Linked DNA regions of Mus musculus: region 2 is linked to region 1. A link is a loop called in an ENCODE intact Hi-C map of the cell type or tissue named here. Cell type or tissue: heart. All regions are shown on one strand.

Evidence for each region. Peaks named below come from ENCODE experiments on the same cell type or tissue, not always from the same donor. Only the 100,000 strongest peaks of a DNase experiment are listed, where the experiment ranks them.
Region 2: a loop joins it to region 1, with 7 times the contacts of the local background. A loop is called at or near these places in 5 of 42 quality-filtered maps.

Annotation. Positions count from the first base shown.
Region 1 is chr13:112,080,151-112,088,150 of GRCm38, forward strand. No RefSeq gene overlaps it. Among named protein-coding and RNA genes, the nearest start is that of Gm41062, 17 kb to the right of the region's middle. In heart, no CTCF peak of the experiment used is centred here; a DNase peak (open chromatin) is centred at 4,581; H3K27ac peaks cover 1,244 bases.
Region 2 is chr13:111,951,598-111,959,597 of GRCm38, forward strand. No RefSeq gene overlaps it. Among named protein-coding and RNA genes, the nearest start is that of Gm15322, 39 kb to the right of the region's middle. RefSeq lists an enhancer at 1,303-3,974. In heart, a CTCF peak has its summit at 3,223; DNase peaks (open chromatin) are centred at 2,744, 3,134 and 5,714; H3K4me3 peaks cover 253 bases; H3K27ac peaks cover 1,744 bases.

The DNA.
Region 1 (8,000 bases):
AAGGTTAAAATAGTGGGTATAAAGGACAAACAAAGACGGTGCGTCCATCCTAAAGTCCCTGGATCATATGTTGTTTAAAGTTCCCCTAAAAGAATCCCAGAATGATGGGACAGACTAGTGGGTTTTAAAAGTAGACTGGTCCAGCCAACTCAAGCACTTCAAAAACTCTTAATCAGTAACAGTCACAATTATTATGTATTTTTATCCATGGGGGTGAATCAGCAAGGATTGATGATGACTAATCACAATAATAACTCCAACAGTCAAACCAATGTTCAATTGTTTTCCAAAACATTACAGCTCAGAAACCTTACCGTCCAAATGACATCGCCTCCAGCATTAAATGTCCTGCCACCTGGGCACCTCTCTGAGTAGTCGGACCCTTAGTATTAGTGTTCCTTCAGTTGTACTTTGAAAGAGAGGGGTAGCATCTAGAACAACATACACATTTTCTCAATGACATAATTTGTATCCACACTCATTCCCTGGTCTAGCCCTATATGGGGCTCTACTTTGTAAAGTCAAACTCTTCCATCACTGTGACCAAAATACTTGACAGAAACTGGAAAGATTTATACGGACTAATGATTCAGATGGTTCAATGCATGGGAAGTTGTCCCCATGTGCCACACACATCTGAGCAGAAGGAACCTATGACTGAGGAGGTAGCCTTTCAGGTCCTGGCTGATCAGGAAGCAAGGCAACCTAGAAAGCAGCCAGATCACAAGGACCTGTCCTCAGTGACCTAATTCTTCCAACTAGAGTTTATCTCCCAAAGTTTATGGAACCTCCCCAAAATAGCACTGCTGGCTGGGAATCAAGCGTCAAAAACTTGAATGTGTGGAGGAACAGTTCATAGGTCCCTACTGTCGTAGTCAACCAACCCCATTTCATTCACAGGGCACACGCAACCATCCAATGTTCTCATGGGATATCTCTGGTTATTGCTTTCTGGGTGTCTTTGGAAAACATGAGCCGGCCAGTTTGCTCAGAGCCTCCCATGACTTTCTCACTGGGACAAGAGGTAGAAAGAAACAGATAAGGTTGGTAGCTACGGTTTGTGCTTTTTCTTCCTTGTTTCTTTTGTTTGTGTGTTTGTGTGTTTGTTTGTTTGTTTGTTTCCCCAATGTTTTTCTGTGTAGCCTCTGCTGTCTTTGAACTCTCTGTAGATCAGACTGACCCCAAACTCCCAGATATCTGCCTGTCTTTGCTTCCCAAATGCTGGGATTAGAAGTGTGAGCCGCTACCACCCAGCCTCTTCCCCAATTCTTGATTTTTATCTGAGACTCAGAGTATGAGAATGGCTTCCTTATGTAGCAGTCTCTGCAATTAACAAGGCTTGTCCACTCACAAGGGGTGGATTAGATCAACACCAATAATAAATAGGTGACCAAAACAGAAAGGGAAATATCTCCTTTTCCCCTTGAGTGACCCTTAGCTCAAGACTTAGGTCTTCTATTTTAATATAGTCTCTACCTATGTATTCTCAAAACTCACTGAAATACCTCAAGTTTTCCAATCACACAGGCTATTGGTTTGACCTAATTTATAAAAATATTCCCCCTGAAAGATTTCCTTTCACAATAAAAACAGACCTTATTAGAAGTCAATCAGGGTCTTCAGAACAGGGTAAGAGTCAGATGGTGTCTCTGGCTTTGCATCTTGGCTGCTTTCTCAAGCCTCTAGCCTCCCTTCCTATCCCACTCCACACCCCAAATGAGCAGTCCATTAGATTTTCCTGCTGATAATGTCTTGAAAAGAATCATCCAAAGTATTGTTATCAGCCTCAAGGTTTCAGTTCTCATTCATGTCTATGTTTAGACACAAATAGACACTATAGGACCAATATAGTCTCTTTCCAGTGTCCTGGCTTAGGGAGGGGCTGTTTGTAAGTGAGTTCATGGGATCCTAAGGCTGGAATTCCCCGGTGTGGACTTGATGTTGAAGGAAACCACGTGAAAGTTCATGGACTCTGGACTTTCCTTCTGTCGAGATGACTGGAACATTGGTTACCTCTCAGGCTTATGACCACACATTCTCCATATATTTTGAGCCAAGATGAAGGTGGGGCAGGGCTGGGGACTTGGTGCATGAATGTATTTGAGAAAAAGCTTGACTCTTGTGTCCTACTAAGGGCACAGGTGTGGCACAGGATTAGCATTGATCAATAGTTCTAAAGAGCAGATACTAAAGAATGCTCATTGCTAAGTAGGAACTGAAGTAGGCTGATGTGTTGAGTTAGAAGGGATCCTGGCATCTCATGGATAGCCAACCCAATCATGCCAGTCTCCTTGCCACTTTGCTGACTGTGAGAAATTAATTATTTTCCTTTCTTTATACCATTTTCACTTAATAATGTCTCCAACAAAGTTCCTTCTATTCTTACCATTCTGTGTGAAGGGCACAGGCATGGGGTACAAGGGCACATGGTTGTTATAGTGGGAATGAGAAGATTCATGTGCTAATCGAGTGTAGAGGACACTGAGTACCAGGAGGGAAGGGAGAGTCATAAGGTGTTTCCCAGGGGAAACCTGGGCTAACACCCACTAATGTGATTCCTTTCTGCCTGTTCCCTTCCACCCTCTACTGACTGGCTTTGTGTCAACTTGACACAAACTAGAGTCATCAGAGAAAAAGGAACCTCAGTTGAAGAAGTGCCTCCATAAAGTCCAGCTGTAAGGTGGTCATTGAGGAGGGCCTAGCCTATTGTAGTTGGTATCATCCCTGGGGTGATGGTCCTGGGTTCTACTAGAAAGCAGACTGTGCAAGCCATGGGGAAGCAAGCCAGTAAGCAGCACCCCTCCGTGGCCTCCGCATCAGTTCCTGCCTCCAGGTTCCTGCCCTGCTGAGTTCCAGTCCTGACTTCCTTTGGTGATGAACAGCAATGTGGAAGTGTAAGCTGAATAAACCCTTTCTTTCCCAACTTGCTTCTTGGCTATGATGTTTCGTTACAGCTATAGACAGCTTAACTAAGACACACCCCGAAGCTCTCTGATCACAGTCCAGGACTGAAGGCCTATTACTTTTCCCACTCTCTTTCTCACCATGTGGCTGAAGAGACCCAGAAAATTCAATGTTGAAGCTTTCAAAAAAAAAACAAAACCAAAAAACCCCACACTCAATAGTGGTGACACACAAAAAACCACTTTTCCTCCCCAATTGCATCTTTTGTGTGTGTGTGGGGGGGGTGGAGAAAACATGGAAAAATCCTTAGAGAATCAAGATATTCAGCCATTTAGAGAAACAGTTGAGCCAGGTGGTGATGGCATGAGCCTTTAGTTCCGGCAGTCAGGAGGCAGAGACAGGCAGATCTCTTGAGTTGGAAGCCAGCCTGGTCTACAGTGTGAGTTCCAGGGCAACCAGGGCTATATGGAGAAATCCTATCTCAAAACAAACAAACAAAAAAAAAAAACCCAAAAAAACAAAAAAAAACAAACCAAACAGAATAGAAAAGAAACGGGCTGGAGACTGTTTAGGAATACAGAGGGAGACAGAAAACCCAGAATGAAGCAGTGTGCACTTTCCTCAAGTTGGCCCGCGCTGGGCCTCGCCTTGGACTTCTGGTTCTGACTTTGAATTTCTGGACCTTACTGGGTGTTTGAGCCCCCCAGATCTCTCAAACAACCTCATGAACGCAGCGGGTGAAGTCTCTTCGTTAGGATTCTTACCTGAGGGAGCTCCAGCCTGTGTTCCCAGAGCTGCATGGTCCTTTTCAAATTGACAAACGGAGGAGATTTTTACTTTAGTTGCCTGAGATTTGTCTTCACAGTCACATCCCTGTCTGCTTCTCTGCTTCCTGTTGGCGTTGTTGTCCTGTAAGGCTCCTTGTGGGGATGAGGGTGGAAGCTTGAGCATGGCCGTTCACCTGGGCCTCGCACGAGGATGAGGGACGACGATGTTGTGCATACGTATTTGCATGGCACTGGTTCAGTAAAAACAGGTATTTCCTCTGACACTTCAAGACGTAGCTGCACTTTGTGATTCTTACTCTCATTTAGAAGTTCTAAATTCTTTGAAACACAAACCTCACAGTAGCTCTTCTTGTGTTTCTGCCTTCCTGCAATCTCATAGTTCTCTATACAATTTCTTCTATTCTGATATTCAAGAGCATCTACATATTGTACCTTTAATACCTGGCTATCTGAGTCTATGCTACAGTGAACACAAATGCACCCTAGGAAACAGGAAGTGGGAGAAACAGATAGCAAATCAGAGGCTAGTGAATGAAGTCCAAAGAAAGGCTTGAGAGAGCTGTTAAATTGCCTTCTTCTCACGAGTCCTACTGTCTATGGCACTCGGACAAAGATGAGGGGTCCTTAAGCTGGAGGAGTCAGAAGAGGAAATTCATTTTTTTTTTTAAATAAAAAAGGCGGAAAGGAAACACTGGTGTGGCTGGTTGAGAAGCTGAGTGATCTGCCAGCTTGGGCTGGAAGTGGGGGGTAAAGATGAGGTGACAGCAGGATGGGGAACAGGAAACCGAATTAAGGAAAACACGTGGTCTTCCAAAGAGGAAACAGCGGTCTGAAAAGAGATGGTAAAACCAGTCCTTCCAGGCTAATGCCTTTTGTATCCCTCCTCCCTACGGGAAGCTCAGCTGGAGGTCCGAGGAAGCTGAAAGAATACCATGGAAGCCCAGGTTACCTGCCAGGAGGAAGGAGGGCTGTGGGGAGAGCCGAAGGGCGGGGGACAGGGTCACGTTTTTCTTGGCATCGGGATACTTTCAAATGAGTTATTTTTTCAGAAGTTCCCAAGGAGGATCCCTTACCAGTTTCCAGCCTCCATTTGGGATTTGAAACCTCCAGGAAGCAAGGACCCTTCCCATGACCTCGCGTCTTCCTCTCTAAATTTAATTTGGACACTGAGGGAGAACTGGCAAGGCAGGGGCTGGAGCTTTGTGCAGTGCCTGCAAGTAGGGTCTCTCCCCAGTACTGGCAGGAACCAGTCCCGCTCTCAATTAAAGGCTGTTCTGGCAAGTGAGGGATATTGTTTGGGGTTTTGGCAAGTTGTTTAAAGATTTGGCTTGCGTGTTCTTTTCTTCTACGAAATAAGAAGTTTGGGCTGAAACAGTTTGGTTCTTAACTTTGAGGGAAGGTGGTCTGAGACCCTTTTAGGGAATATACTGAAGGCACATAAACTGGCTCCCACGGACAGTTTTCAGGGCTTCTGTTCTCTTTAGCACAGGATTTCCAGTGTCATTTTCCTTCTCAAAGAAAGCTTAAATGTCTTTAACTTTGGAACTCGGACTTTGAGGCATGGCAGGTGAGCAGACGTGTGTCCCTTCTATGCTGAAGGGTAGGTCTATAACAGTCCCAACAGTGCTCCCCCTCAGTCCCTGCAGTTAGAATAGCAGTACCACAGGGTGCACGTTCCCAGACAATCTTGGGTTGTCATGCTTTCTTTAAGCTGCAAGTTACTGATACTAAATCTGAATATTTCTACAGTCTTTGTCTTTTTTTTCCCCCAGAATCTATTTAAGTCTGTGAGATGAAAATTGGAAATGCAACTTCATATTCTCACGCTACCTATCTCCTGAGCCGGGCTCACAAGAAACATCCGCTCTGGAGTCGTTGAATTCAGAATTCAACCGGGTCCTACCGAAAGCCAATGAGCTCCAAAGGCTTGGTCAGGGTTCTCCATAGGGTCCCAGGGACAGATGAGCATGGTAGGATCTGTCTAGCCATCTTACTGGGTGTATACCAACCCAGTCTCATTTACAGAAGAGCAAAGAAATACTAGTGTACTCCTAAATGCTTCCAGTGGCAAAAGTCAGGTCAAAAGGCAGGATGTCTGCACTTGGTGTCTATTTATGGACTGTGAAGTTTAAACAGAGACCTCCATTTAGAATTCATCTGCCCATTAAAACTGCTTCCCAAGTTATTATCTGCAAGGAAGTGGACAACACTTGAATCTTTCTCTGTAGTGGGTTTGTGTGTGTGTAGATGTTTTGCACGAGTATAATTCACTGATCAATTTTACCTTGTCAAAACAGAAACTGTCTGTCAAATACAGGATGAGGCTCATTAGAGAGATGCAGACGATAGCACAGCAGAGGGGAGGATAAACCGACTTACTGCCCAGCAACAAGGAAACAAGAGATTATTCAGGGAGCAACTGGAAAGGACAGAAAATGATACAGGGGTCACGACAGACCCACATCTAGTGAACGATACGGCTATTCAGCAAATGATACTGAACGGGCAGAAAAAGTTTCTCAGTAATTGGTAGGTGATGGTAATACATGATCAAGGGCCTGACACTTGAGTAGTCAGCAAAATAAGCCCAGATCTGGTTTTTTCCCTTCTACGTGGCTGTGGTTTTCCCAGCTGGACATTTCTGACGATAGTATGTGTCCACCTAATGTAGAGACCTAATGTAGAGCTGTCTTTGCTCACCACAGAAAGTAGCTAACGATGGCTATAGTCTATTGTTAAACTTGTATGACAGAGAGAGGCACAGAAAGAGACAGAAAGTGTGAAAAGAGTCTAATATATACAGTATGTAATATATAATACATATATTAAGCAATATTATGTACAGTGTATGTATGCTATTATATACAGAAAACAGTCTTACAATTTTAAGTGCTTTTAACTGATTAGAATGTACTGTCGTGTGATTCAGAATTCAAAAATTACAGAAAATAAAACAGCGAAAGTCCTTGTCTTGGTTGTATTTATTTCCCTCTGGAAAGTTGTTTCTGACTGTTTTGACAGCATCCTGTGTATTCTTGCAGAGTTTTTCCCCTTCAGGATTGCCCCCTCTTATTTATTAAGCAATTGAGCAGGCTTTTCTGTACCTTGCTTTTTCTGCTTGAATAGAAATACAGTTTGGAGGTTTTTCTATTGCCATCAAACTCTTGAGTTTCCAGTCTCCCTTTGTAGTTTGGCAGCATTCTAGTTTATATGTACTGTGGTTTACTAGGTCCATCTCTTTAAATGACTATCCTAGATCCAGTAAGATGGTTTCACGACCTGAGCTCAATGCCCGAACCCACATGGTAGAAGGAGATAGCCAACTCTGCAAGTTGTTTTCTACAGGAACACATACACACATGCACACACACACACACAAAATAAGATATAATAATATTTAAATGAGCACATTAGCTCTATCAACTATCTGGGCTGAAGAAGATTGCCTGTTTGTTCTCCATAGAAACTGTGCCATTTATATCCTTGTTCATGTATGGCACTGCCAATTCTCTACTCTCTGTCATATATGTATGTATATATGCATGTATGTATGCATTCAATGCATGTATGTATGCATTCATGTATGTATGCATTCATGTATGTCTGCATATATGTATATATATAATTTCTCATTTTTATCTTTATCACTATTATAAGATAAAATATAACTTCAATATACATATTAAATAATTGTAATAGAGACATTTATAGAAAAGCCTATTGTTCGTAGTTAAAAAGTCTTCACAAATGAAACACACTGTGTGGCCACCACAGATTAAACCCAGGACAGGATCACAACCCTGAAGCTCATTTTATTGCATTCCTAGAAGTAATCTAGTAGCTTTGGCCTTTCTCTTGGGAGCGAGGCAACGATCTTTAAAGAATAATTTTAAGTTGGCTTAACAGAGTTTAGTTCATCATCTTCACATGGGTTCAGGAACCATTTGCATTTTTTTAATCTATGGACTGTGTGTCCCTCATATCTTTGGCCCAGTTATAGACTAAGATGTCAGTGTTCTGTTCCTGATTTATGGAAGCTATTTTAATGTTAAGGAAATTCACCAACTGTTGGTACTCCTAAGAGTGGGTATTTAGTGCGTGGAATTCTAGAAATGCAAGTCATGAATTTAAAAGTTCACCCACTGGAGACCTGCGCAGTCTTCTCCATATTCTCCTGGAGGCCCTATTGCTATTTCCCACTCTTGTTCCTGCAGTCCATTTCTGCTCCCACCTAGTATTTCCAAAAGCCTTGGGCAAGTGGGTTTTTTCTGTTTGTTTGGTTTTTGTTTTTGTTTTTGTTTTTGTTTT
Region 2 (8,000 bases), 130 kb before region 1:
TGGTGGAAAGACTACGTTCTTAGGCATAACAAAAGAGGAAAACCTAGCATGTTTGGCAAGAGCTTGTTGATTTCTTGATTTTTAAAATGAGTGTCTTAAAATACACAAAGTAAAAAAAAAATCAAGATAAACTATTTTAGATTAAGAAGTAATAGCTCCCCCCCCCCACCTTAGACTTCAGCCACATTTTTACCAGTTCCTTTAGTAATCCTGCAAGTTTCAAAAGTCTGTCTGTCTGTATGTATGTATAAGTCAGGTATGTGCTCAAGCCTTTCTATTACTCTGATTGGTCAACATTGACCTGACCCCCACTCCTGTGGGAAGCCACATGTGCCGTTGCAGAGTGGCACTGACTACTGCTGGCCACCACGCATAAGTTTGGACAAACAACCAATGTGTACATATGCAGTAAAGTTTTTTGCAAAGACACTGCCTGGCCCGGGCATGATAATGAGGCTTTGAGAATATAACCAATCAGATGTGAGACATGCAAATGAGGTATGATAATGAGGCTCTGTGAGGTACAGAGAGAGAGAGAGTAGCCAATCAGATGAGGAACACGCAAATGAGGTGTAGTGCATAACCAATCCGGGTGTGAGACACGCCTCTCCTAGGCCTATATAAGCAGCACCAGTTCTGGGCTCAGGGTCTCTTCGCCTCTGCAATCAAGCTCTCCCAATAAACGTGTGCAGAAGGATCCTGTTGCAGCGTCGTTCTTGCTGGCGAGTCCGGCACGCGCAGACACTCCTGAGACTTGAGGTGGGTCTATCCCTGGCCCAAAGTTCTCTGGTCTTGTTCCCTGTCTTCCTCTGCATTCCCTTACATATAAACCCCCCTTTTACATTACAAGAGTTATCGTGCCCATCTCTGTAGTCCATATCTTTGTGTACTTTTAGATGTATGGAGATATTTCTAGCGGTGGAATTTCTGTATCACATGTACAGACTTTTCTAACCTTTCCAGACACTGCCAAGCATACTTATCCAAGTTGTCCCTACCAAGACTCGCAGCATCAGTTGATAGTAGCCTCTTTTTCATTATGCTCAGCAATGTGGCATCTGAGTGTGGAGGTGGGTACGGGCCAGTGGATTTAGTGAGGGGCAAGTCTAGGATGGCCACTGATGTGGTGGACCATCTCTCCCTTCTCCCTCCATCTCTCTTAACTCTAACATGGACAAAGGAAAAAAATCACATCCAATAGAAGCCACTCTTCCTTTGATCTTGAGCTGTGCTGAAGACTGGTGACTTTGGAGTCCCTGTTGAATGGAGGCTGATGAGTACTGAATGTTGAATGATAGCACCTCTTCCTTGCTCCACAGGTTTTCTAGATGACCACTCCCTTTGAAATGCCTAGAAGAGGGTTCACATATCAGTGATATAGGCACCACAAAAGCAAGGCATGCAAAGTCCTGGCAAATCCTGTGTTTGGGTCTTGTCCTTTCTTGTTCAGAGTTTAGCGCCTCTGTCTGGGTGTCACTGGGGTGATTTGCATCTTGTTGTTGCTAAAGATCTCAGCCGTGGGTGTTTTGCAGTTTAGGCTCACTTCTGTTGGAGGAAGAAGAAATGGTACAATACAAACCGAGCAAGCTTGCTACAAAAGATGTTAATCCTTTGTTAATGAGGAATGATTTAGGACAACAACAAGTTAAGTCAGTGTCTCCAGGCAAGGTTTGCGATTGTGTTATCTGAGAAACAGAATGCAGAGATCTACTGAAGCAGATATACCATGCAATTTGGCTCTAGAGATTCTGGAAGCTACAGAGTTCCATGGACTACCACACTTAAGCTAGAGAAACAGGACAGCTCGTGGTGTAGTGTCAGTCCAAACCAGAGGAAGGACAGAAGGAAGGAGACAGCAGGTAGGACAGCTCCAACAGAGGAAGTGAATTCTTTCCTTTTTTGCTCTAACTAGCCATCAAGGGCCGTATATACCTATCTACATGCTACGCTTGATAATGTTAGCCTGCAGAGGTGAGAGCATCTTCTCTAGTCCATCTCATAAAACACTTGCCTTCTCTAGACATAGTGAGAAACAACCTTTTGTCAACTCTCTGGGCATCCCTTAACCGAGTCAAGTTCACACATAACAATTCAGTTCAAGCTGAGAAACCATGAGAGTGTCCAGTGAGGAGAATCAGTTCCTAACTTGTTAGCATGGTGAATATGGGGTTTTAAAGCTCAGGGCGTAGTGCCTGAAGAAAAGCCTGCCCTGCTGAGGAGGGGAAGAAGGCTGACGAGCAGCAGGTCGTTGTGAACATAAAGTTTCTGTCCAGTCTGATTGAGTGGGATTAACTCCGCATCTGGGACCTTGCAATCTCCTGTTGCTCTCATTTCCCTACCTCTTTGCTTTACTTCCTCACAGCCTCCTGGAACCCTGAGGAATTTATTAATGAGGTCCAATTATGAGAAACGTCAGGGTTTTAATCAACTTTGGATGTATGGCTGACGGGTCCCGCTCAGCCCCCTCTGAGAGAATGCACATTAAACAGGATTTGCTATGAATTACAGAGTTGATTTCCCTGCTGTTCGGCAATTTCAGTCCTATAGGCCCTTCCCCACCATCCATAGCACCCCCTCTCCCCCTCCTACCTCCTCTTCCTCCCCCACCCCCACTGTCACACAACAGCAGATTTCAGCTGACCCCCCTGTCCCCATTTTGAAACTACAGGATAAGCAGAAAGCTGCAGACTAGCAGCACTGGCTGGCTTCTGTCTCAGACCTCCCGTTCTTCACTTGTGGCTTTCAGCTAGGTGCTATGGAGAGACTTTTCCTGGCCATTTCCACCCTGCTCTCTGGGGTAAATAGCCTGTTTCCTCTTCCGGGCTATTTTTGAAGACAGATTAGAGACTTGACAAAAACACTTGGAATAACTCTTTAAGCAGGTTTTCCAGACACCAGCGGAAAGAAACAAAGACTTGGGTGAGAGAATAAGAGAATAATACTGTTCTGTTTACCATTCCTGATGCTTCAAACCTCACAGAACAAACTGTGGGTCCTTTCCGACCGACCATGGAAAAGGCAAGTTTCCAGGGCGTGGTCTCCTGTGCCTCCCTTTGCTCTGGGAGTTCCAGCCTCCCTTCTGCTGCTATGGGAATGCCACACGTGGTATTCTTTTGGTCATTTCCTCTCCTGGGAGAAGAAGGCCCGGCTCCACCCTGTGTGGTTTCACAAAACGATGCTAGGCTCCTGGGAGCCTGTGGCAGTGAACTGCTAACATCCTCCTAACTCCTGCAGGGGTAAAGAGCCTCTGCTCAGCTGATTAAACATTCTTCAAGGGAAGACTTTTAAAGGGACCATTGCACAGTGTGGCTAGGTTTTCCATAACCAAGCATTCTGTTTTTACACGGTGGGAGGTGCAGTTTTTGCTTTGTATTTAAATGAAATGAAGTAGGTTAGAAGATTGGCTTACAGAGGTGGGAATTTCAGCTGCTAAATAGTGCATTGATTAAAACTAAAAAAAAAAAAACGAGCAAAAATTATGTTAGGCACAAAGGCAACAAACCTCGAAATGTCACCAATTCCTCCTGATTTTCCTGTGTTTTGCTCTTCTCTGCATTTCAGATGATTTATATCTTCCCTGTATGTTTTATGGAAGCACTGTGGCATGGAGCAACATTGTTTATTTCTCCTTAGGGACGTTGCTGTCATGATGGACATTTGATGTTGGCCATGTTGGAAGCTTTCCTGTGTTTGAAACTGACAAATGTTACAAATCAGGGTTTGACCTATTTATTCGTGTATGGCTTGTCTGGAATCTAGATTTAGGAAAATGATGGAGAAAGTGTGGGAAAATCTGAGTTAAAACTTTATGTCTACAGCTGAGCATGGTGTCTCAAGCCTGGAGCGCTAGCACTTGGGATGGTGAGGCAGGAGGATTGCAAATTCCAGACCAGCGTGGGCTGCATAGCAAAAGCTCATCTAATTTATTTTAAAAGTCTGATGACAGGAGACGTTTAGGGGATCAGAAAGGGGATGTTGGTGGCCAAGTGAGGATAGTAGGGGGGTGGGGTGGGATATAATCAAAATGTATTACATGTCTGTGTGACAATAGCAATAAAAGAGGTGTTCCTGGTAACTAGCTTTAATTTGTGCATTTACAGTTGAGTCGCAGCCAAAACTGAGAAAATATCAATTCTGTTCTTGAAAGCTCTTGATTTTTTTCAAGGAAGTCAGTTGTGTCTCCAGCCTGTGCTGATTCGTGTTCTTCTTACCTAGAGAAAATGAGCACCTCAGAGTCCCATCAGAACTCTCCCCGGTGAGCTGGTTGTTAGACAGCTCCCAGACCTCCACCGAAGGGAAAAATGGCCTTTGATGTCATGGGGGAATGTCTTATCTCTTTTTTCTGGTTGTTTCTCTGTAATAGGCTTATGTTCTTAAGTCCTGATAGTCCAAGAGGCTGAAGCCACATGTATTAGGAACTTCAAAGGTCGTGCTGCCCAGTCTCCCTTCACCAGATGGCCTGGAAGAAGGTGCTTTCTCTATTTAGTCCCAGCTGGAAGATGCTATGAAGGACGCTGGTGTGACTTGTGTGACGTGGCCAGGAGAGCAGATTTCTCCCCTAGGCTCAATGACAGCACATAGTAGCTGTGTACACCAGCTATGTGAGTCTTGTTAAGACCATGTCTGCGGGGGGATGGGAGTGGGCCCATGCTGCTAAAAGGAAGAGGTGCTTTGGTAGATGAAGTGAGAGTCTTTTGGCCAAGTGAGTTTAGGCTCATCATTTTATTGTTTGAGTTTCAGTGAACAGAGAAATATTGTAGTCCATCTCATTGGGTTCTTGATTAAGTCAAATAAGGCGCAGGTTTACCTTAGTTGGGGGTTACCATTGTTGTCGTAAAACACCATTACCAAAAGGCAAAGGATAATATATATATTTCAGCTTCCGTTCCCATGATCATCACTGAGATAAGTCAGGGCAGGAACTCAAACAAGCCAGGAACTTAGAAGCAGGAGCTGATGCAGAGGCCATGGGGGGATGCTGCTTACTGGCTTGCTCCTCATGGCTTATTCAGCCTGTTCAAAGGACAAGCTGGTGGGGGACATAGTCTCTCTTCTAAAATGTCTCTGGCTTGTGTCACGTTTACATACACCAGCCAGCACAACGTAGTATTTCACATACAGAAATTCTCCGATTTATTGCTATTATAGCGTTAAGTTCAGGTGACATTTCCTAGACCACAAGTTTTGATAGGGCAAGCGTCTTCCCAATGTTTACACCAGTTTTAGCATCCCATGCAGTTTTTTTTTTTTTAACATAATGGGCAAAATCCCCATTTAACCATTAACATGTTTACTTAAGAGCTCCTATAAACCAACTATTCTCATTCCCCATTAACACAAGAATGGGAATCACATTCTTGGTCTCACATGTTATCAAGAAATTCTGAATATATATATATCCATCCTTGACTAGCAAGTAAGAATGTGTAACTGGGAAACCCTAATGTTTTCCTGTCTACAAACCAAGCAACGATAGATAGTAAGAGTCCTCTGTGATCTTTGATCTAGGACATGCTTGCAAATTTAGTCACCTGCTGGAAACATTTCCCATTGGTTTATTTTTGAGGAGGTTGTTCTTTTACTGCTTGTAGTTTTACTTAAGGGAAAGGTAGCCATTAGTGATTGGCCATTGTTTTATACGTATGTTCAACAGGGGACTGGAAAAAGCCATGGACTGTAACCCTAGTCTTGGAAGCCAGACCGAACTGTTATCTCCAGTTAGCCCCACCCAGGTTCCTTTAGCCCTGGGTGAGGCAGCTTTGGCCCCGATCCCTGGGGCTTGCTTTGTTTATTTTTGTTTTTAGTCTCTGAAAGAAAATGTACCATTCTCAGTTCCTACACTTATTTTGCATCTTCTCTTGTCATATTAGTGCAGAGTTCCTATACTCAGTGTTCAGAGGTCAGAGGTCCCCTTTTTCTCTTCTTTCTTTCTTTCTTTCTTTCTTTCTTTCTTTCTTTCTTTCTTTCTTTCTTTCTTTCTTTCTCTCTCCCTTCCTTCCTTCCTTCCTTCCTTCCTTCCTTTCTTTCTTTCTTTCTTTCTTTCTTTCTTTCTTTCTTTCTTTCTTTCTTTCTTTCTTTCTTTCTTTCTTCTTTTGGTTTTTCGAGACAGGGTTTCTCTGTATAGCTCTGGCTGTCCTGGAACTCACTTTGTAGACCAGGCTGGCCTCGAACTCAGAAATCCGCCTGCCTCTGTCTCCCCAGTGCTCGGATTAAAGGCGTGCGCCACCACGCCCGGCTGGTCCCCTTTTTCTTAACTCCTCACTCTGAGTTGCCACTGCCAGCACTGGTTAGGATCACTAACCTTCTCTTAGCCTCTATCACTTATGCTTCTGGCCAGGGTTGTTCACTTGGGTTGTGTGCTATACTGGATAATATTCTTGTTGCTGGAACAGATGGCCTGAGACAAATGATTTAAAAGGAGGAAGAATTGTCTCATGGTTTCTGAGGTGTCTGGGGTGTCTGTCACTCACAGCTGGAAGGGTGTGGTGGAACAGAGAAGTTCGTATCAACATGGGACAAGAAACGGAGACTCTTAGGGAATCCTTTCTGCTATCTCCCCTCTTTCTACTTTTATTCCATGCAGGGCCCTAGCCCATGGGGTGGTGCTACTCATATTTAGGTTGGTCTTATTTAATCCTCCTTGGAAAGAACTTCACAGACGCAACTACAGGCAGACCCTGGCAATCTCCCAGAAGTCAAAGGTGATTCTGAGCTTCTGATCCTCCTGCCTCCATCTCCCACATGCTGGTATTTTAGGTACACACCACTCTATTCACTTTCTGTGTGCTTGACTTTCAACCTGGGGCTTTATGCATACCAGGAAAGCACCTTACCAACTGAACTATACCCCCAGGCCTCCAGCAATTGTACCTGCAGTCAAGCTGCCAACAAAAATTAACTATCACTTTTGGTTTGTTTCCATTTATCCCTATGTTTTCCACCAGACCAAAAGCAACTCATTGTAGGGGTGGAGTAGGCCTGGTCCTGTAGAGTCTTGCTCACTTGTTAAGGTGTTCTTTCTCTATGGTTCTATCTGCCTGCATCATGAAACTCTGTGAAGAACATTGTCAGGTCTGTGGAGTGTAGCTGGCAGCTGGCCACTTAGCCTGGAAGTACTGCAATATCTATATTCCTCTGCCTTCACAAGCTTTCATTTTAACTATTTAAAGAGTATAGAGCCAGATGTAGTGGCGCATACCATTAATCCCAGTGCCTGGGAAGCAGAGACAGGTGGATCTCTGAGTTCAAAGCCAGCCTGGTCTATAGAGTGAGTTCCAGGACAACCAGGGCTCTAAAACAAAACAAAACACCAAACCAACCAGACAAGAGTATCATAGAAAAAGACTTTTAAAACACAATTCTGTTCAGGAACATATCGCAGGGGCTTACTCTGTAAGCATCTCATTCTTTACCTTAAGTTCCTGCTGATCAGTTTCCCAGGTGTGTGCAGACAAGCCCTGGCTGTGTTTTGGGTGTCTGAAGGTTCCTAAGACTGCCCATGCATCTTCTCTTCTGAGCAAGGTTGTTTACTTTCAGGCACTTCCCAACTCACTTGCTGCCTGTCATGTATTAGGCAAGGGCTTTGCCACTAAGCCACACTCATGTCCCATCCCCAAACTTAGCTGCTAAGTTTTAACATGACAATTAGCAGAACCTATAGCGTTGCCCAACTTGAACATTGAAATGGACACATTTCTAGGAGAGAGAAAAAATGGCGCTAACTGATTCCCTGGTCTAATCCTTGTTAACCTTGCAAAAGGAAAAAAAAAAAAGTTACCTTCTTTATTTTGCTTATTTTGCATTTTCCGACTTCCAACCAAACTGAACTGTGGGGAAGCCAGGGCAATCAATGACTGACTTTTTCATATCTCAGCTCCTGGTCTGGTACCAAATAAGCGACCCTCTGAAAGCCCATGATTTCGTGGCTTTACAGGCTGACAGGTCTACAACCTAAGGCGTCAGATCTACTGACAATGGGAGAAAGCAAAGTAAAAACCGTT